Linked DNA regions of Mus musculus: region 2 is linked to region 1. Evidence: chromatin loops called from intact Hi-C (ENCODE). Cell type or tissue: heart. All regions are shown on one strand. Links, peaks and the distances in the headings refer to the core of each region. The heading gives the core; the rest is flanking DNA.

What was found. Peaks named below come from ENCODE experiments on the same cell type or tissue, not always from the same donor. Only the 100,000 strongest peaks of a DNase experiment are listed, where the experiment ranks them.
Region 2: it touches region 1 in a loop (8-fold over the local background); 8 of 42 quality-filtered maps call a loop at or near these places.

Annotation. Positions count from the first base shown.
Region 1 is chr1:98,521,015-98,523,943 of GRCm38, reverse strand. No RefSeq gene overlaps it. Among named protein-coding and RNA genes, the nearest start is that of Gm7967, 67 kb to the left of the region's middle. In heart, for the core only: no CTCF peak of the experiment used is centred there; no DNase peak of the experiment used is centred there.
Region 2 is chr1:97,808,327-97,811,255 of GRCm38, reverse strand. No RefSeq gene overlaps it. Among named protein-coding and RNA genes, the nearest start is that of Gin1, 40 kb to the right of the region's middle. In heart, for the core only: a CTCF peak has its summit at 1,564 (motif pointing left); no DNase peak of the experiment used is centred there.

The DNA of each region.
Region 1 (2,929 bases), core at 205-2,704:
AGAAAGATGTTTATTTCATTTCACTTAACCATCCCTTTGTATCTTTCTACCACAAAATCATTAGTTGCTATTGAGAAAGATTTAAAATAAAGAAAAATGCCTAAGAATAGAGTTAAAATTTTATATTTGTAAATGTTTTTAATTCAACAGGGTGTTTCTTCCCATTTACACACTAGATGGAGCCATATGCTTAAGTTTATTTTAGAAAAGCTGAGAAAAGGCCAAACTATGCATGCTTGAAAATACAAATATTTTCTAGCTTCCAAGGCAGCACATGAAGTATTAGGAGCTTTCATTCACATCCAGATTGGAGTTTTGCTACTCTTTAATTTTATTCATCCTAATAGCTATACACTTGTGCATCTCTGTATATTGTTTTATTGTGTGTCTATTTTAAGGGTATGTACCTGTTTCTGTGGGTAAGATCATCGAGGTAAAATGTTAAGGATGTCTTTTAATATCCACTCTTTATGTTTGTTCTTTGAGATAGAATCTCTCAATAAACTTAATACTAATAATTCGAGATGGGACAGGGTCCTATGGGGCTACATCTGCAGCCAGGAGGTAGACCAAATCCTCAGTCCTCTGTTCTCCTTCCCTGCTAGCCTCCAGGGAGTGAGTGCTCTGATGCCCAGGATTCAGGGGAGACTCTGAGTGACTCTCTAAGGCAGATCCACTCAGGAGTGCACAGGCTGCAACAGCTACAGAACAGCTGAGACAGGGCCTTATAGGCATATATCTGCAACCAGGAGGTGGGGCTGTTCTGCAGCCCTCTATGCCCTGGTCTTGCCAGGAGAGTGCTGGTCTCCCATGAGTGCTAACACAGGCTTATAGACTCACAGGAGGAACAAGCTCCAGCCAGAGACAGCAAGAATATCTAACACAAGAGATTACCAGATGGCAAAAAATCAAACGCAAAAATCTTACCAACAGAAACAAAGAATACTTGGCATCGTCAGAACCTAGTACTCACACCACAGCGAGTCCTGGATATCCCAACACACCGGAAAAGCAAGATTTGGATTTAAAATCATATCTCATGATACTAATAAAGATTTTAATAAGGACATTAATAATTCCCTTAAAGAAATACAGAACACAGCTAAACAGGTAGAAGCCCTTAAAGAGGAAACACAATAATCCCTTAAAGAATTAAAGAACACACTTGAACAGGTATAACTGGTGAGGATGTGGAGAAACAGAAACACTCCTCCATTGCTGGTGGGATTGCAAGATTGTACAACCAACTCTGGAAATCAGTTTGGAGGTTCCTCAGAAAATTTAACATAGTGCTACTGGAAGATTCAGCAATACCACTACTGGGCATATACCCAGTAGATGCTCTAACATATGATAAGGATACTTGCTCAACTATGTTCATAGCAGCCTTATTTATAATAGCCAGAAGCTGGAAAGAACCCAGATGTCCCTCAACAGAGAATTGGATACAGAAAATGTGGTACATTTACACAATGTAGTACTATGCAGCTATTAAAAACAATGAATTTATGAAATTCTTAGACAAATGGATGGATCTGGAGGATATCATCCTAAGTAAGGTTGCCCAGTCAAAAAAGAACACAAATGATAATGCACTCACTGATAAATGGATATTAGCTCAGAAGCTCAGAGTACCCAAGATAAATTTTGCAAAACACATGAAACTCGAGAAGAAGGAAGACCAAAGTGTGAATACTTCAATCTTTCTTAGAAGGGCGAACAAAATACCCATGGGAGGGGTTACAGAGACAAAGTTCAGAGCAGAGATTGAAGGAGTGACCATCCAGAAACTGCCCCACCTGGGGATCCATTTCATAAACAACCACCAAAACCAGCCAGTATTACATATGCCGACGAGGGCTTGCTTACAGAAGCCTGATATAGCTGTCTCCTGAGAGGATCTCCAGTAGCTTACAAATACAGAAGTAGATGCTCACAGCCATCCATTGGACAGAGCACAGATTCCCCAATGAAGGAGCTAGAGAATGTATCCAAGCAACTGAAGGGGTTTGGAGCCCTATAGGAGGAACAATGAACTAACCAGTACCCCCAGAGCTCCCTGAGACTTATCAACCAATCAAAGAAAACACATGACTATTGTGAAGGTTGTTGTTTCCCTAATTTCTTTCTCAGCCCATTTATCCTTTGAGTATAGGAAGGCTACTGATTTGTTAGAGTTAATTTTATTTTTATTTTTTGAGTTAATTTTATATCCAGCCACTTTGCTGTTTTTTTTTTTTTTTTTTTTTTTTAAATCAGGTTTAGGAGTTCTCAGTTGGAATTTTTGGGTGGCTTATATATCCTATCATATCATCTACAATTAGTAATAGTTTGACGTATTCCTTTGACCTCCTTTTGTTGTCTAATTGCTCTAGCTAGAACTTCAAGTACTATATTGAATAAGTAGGGAGAGAGTGGCAGCCTTGTCTACTCCCTGGTTTTAGTGGATTGTTTCAAGTTTCTCTCCATTTAGTATGATATTGGCTACTGCTTTGCTCTATTTTTTTTTATTTTACTATATTTAGGTATGGGCCTTGAATCCCTGATCTGTCCAAGACTTTTAACATGAAGGGGTGTTGAATTTTATCAAATACTTTTTCAGCATCCAATGAAATAATCATGTATTTTGTTTTGTTTTGTTTGGGTTTGTTTATGTAGTGTATTACATTGATGGATTTCCATATATTGAACCATCCCCTGCATCCCTGGGATGAAGCCTAGTAGATCTTGATGAATGATAATTTTGAAGTGTTCTTGGATTCAGTTTGAATTTTATTGAGTATTTTTGCATTAATATTCATGCGGGAAACCGGTCTGAAGTACTCTTTGTTGGGTCTTTGTGTGGTTTAGGTATCAGTGTAACTGTGGCTTCATAAATGAATTAGGTAATTTCCCTTCTGTTTCTATTTTGTGGAGTGGTTTGAAGAGT
Region 2 (2,929 bases), core at 303-2,802, 710 kb after region 1:
ACATTTTCTGTATCCATTCTTCTGTTGAGGGGCATCTGGCCCACACCTTTAATCCCAGCACTTGGGAGGCAGAGGCAGGAGGATTTCTGAATTCGAGGCCAGCCTGGTCTACAAAGTGAGTTCCAGGATAGCCAGGGCTACACAGAGAAACCCTGTCTCAAAAAAACCAAACCAAACCAAAACAAACAAAAAAGAAAAAGGCTAGCTAGCAGTGTTCTTCACATGCCCCTGTTAAAGATCTTATCTCACTGGTTATAACTTATTTTTCAAGGAAGAGAAAAAAGTATGTAGATATTGATTCAAAAATTCAAGGCCAAGAGAGTACACTGTGTGATTCAGGAATGCTATGATTTTTTTTCAAAGCTCTACTTTTCTTCAAGTTGGTTTCATTCTCTAGAAGATGCTTCCTATTTTGGTTTAAAATATATCTGTCATAAACCTGGGAAAATTTAAAGACAGTTACTCCTCGTTGCTCTGTGTCTTCCTACAATGTTTCACACACATCTCTATCACCAGAAGAATTCAGAAATACAATAACACTTGTGTGTGTGTGTGTGTGTGTGTGTGTGTGTGTGTGAGATTATAGTATGTAATCCTCATGGGCTTGCAGAGGTTTATTCATCAGTCTTTATAGCTCATTCTTTCACAAGTAAAACTTAACCTTGAAGGCTCCATGAAACCTTCCCCACACGTAGTGAATCAACATCTAGACAAGCTCATGGTTAAAAGAATGGAATTGTTTTTAGGATGTTCAAGCTGATTTATGAAGCTTTGGAAATAAGCATCCCGTCCAGCCTCTGCCCCCATAGAGGTGCTAAAGAAGGTCTAGATAGGAAGGACAAAAGTGCCTGCTGAGTAGGTAACAAAACCACACGCTAGCCTGGCTACAGGACATGCTGAGATAGGAAAATCCCTTCACTACGAGCCCTGAGAAATGTGTTGACCTAAGATGGCCCACCATCTAGAAGAAACATAAAGTACAAATTCGTTATACTTGTCTCAGTAATGGAAGGAGATCCAGACACCTCACCTCACCTCATGGAAGTTAGTGAGTGACAGAGTCCATAGAAGTGTGTTAATATGCCATGGGCAGTGCATAGAAAAAACAAAACAAAACAAAACAAAAAAAAAACAACAAATGAAAGTGGGTGTTGCTATAAACATATAATTCCAAAGTAAACAAAAATGCTTTAAAACTCTTTTAAAACCAAGACTTAAAATATTTCATTGGTCTCAAAATTATTAGGGTTGAATATCCCAATTCCACCCTAAGTATATAAATGTTTTTTGTGTTATTTTCACATTTGTATATATATATATGAATACTTAAATGTTATAATGTGCCTTTTTCTTCAAATCATCTAAATAGCCTTGTCAATTTTATATAGATTACAGTGGATATTTGGTTTTTTATTAAGTGATTGATCTGTCCCTTGTAGACTGATGGTCAAAGAAGGAAAGATTTCAAGAGAAAGAGAAGACAGACATCAGACGTTGACAAATATAGATTCTTCATAGAGTTCTTCAAAGAAATTATTACCACCATAGTGAGGGGCTGACATCTAGTGGTAAAACTTGAGAAAAATTCTTGTGTGGATTTGTACATTCATCACAAAACAGAGTCTATTAAATAAATTATGGGTTTGTCTTTACGAAGAATCACTTCAATTTAGTTGTCCAGATGTAATAATATATAATTTACCTGTTTGGTTTTTATATGAGTCACACCAAACCTCTGGGTATTTGTCAGTATCAGTAAAATGAAATGTTACATAGGAATTGAAAGTGCACATGTTCTCTTCACAGACTGTATACAGTACACTGTAAAGGACTAAAGCATGCTAGACTTGGAGATTGAAACAGGAGGACTATTTTTAAAGACTCACAGGTGTCAATGATGCTAATTGATGATGCTTTTATTCCACCATTTACAGGCTAGTTAGATTTCTAGAAAAATTTATTTTGACCTTTGTTGGATTGCTTTTTATGCAACTAGCCAAAATAACTCAGTCTGCCTACCTAATACTATGTAATATACTATACAAATTTATAATCATAGCATGGCCCATAACCTTAAAAAATACAGCTTTATTGAAAAGAAATGATTAACAAGTTAAGAAATCAAAAGCTATATTAGACAGTATATAAGCATATTTATATAACAACAGTATATGTGTTATAATACCTTCCTCAGACAGTGGAGTTGTGAATACTAGAACTTCCAGGTGTTAAGATACACTATGTGAAGGCGTGTCTCTCTATATTCAATTGTTAATTCAGTACTGGCTGGCAGAGAGTTAAGCACTAGCTGGATATTGGTATTGTTATTTCTACTACCTACCCATGGCCTCATATTTTGTAAACATTTATCCTTCCTAACTTGCCTATTGGATGAAATAAAGATCTGATGGACAATAGCTGAGCCGGAAGTGGAAGGCAGGACTTCCGGCCAGAGATAGGGACTCTGGGAGAAGAATTGAGAAGTGGTAGAGTCACCATGGGCTAGGACTTGAACAGAGCAGAGCAAAGAGGTAGAACTGACCACGTGGCAGGACGTAGGCCAAAATTAGCCAAGCTAATGTCTAAGCTTTAAAATATTAAAAAAGACTGTCATTATTCATATAGCTGGAGGGTAAAGGAAAGTTGTGCTGTAGCCAGGTATGAAGTAGGTAAGACTTGAAATGAACTTCCAAAGGTGAGCAAGTCTGAAAAAGGACCGGCCGGAAAGAGATAAGGCATAAACATCAGGTGATGAGTCAGGAGTGAGGGAGTTGAACGCACTCATGGAACAGTGCACTGATAGAAATAGTACAGTACTTTGGAGATGTGGACCACTGCTGGCTCAGAACAGTATAGAATTTGTAAAGCATTGTTTTCAATTTATTCAATAAGAAATAAAGATCTTAACTTTTCCCAACAGATAACAACA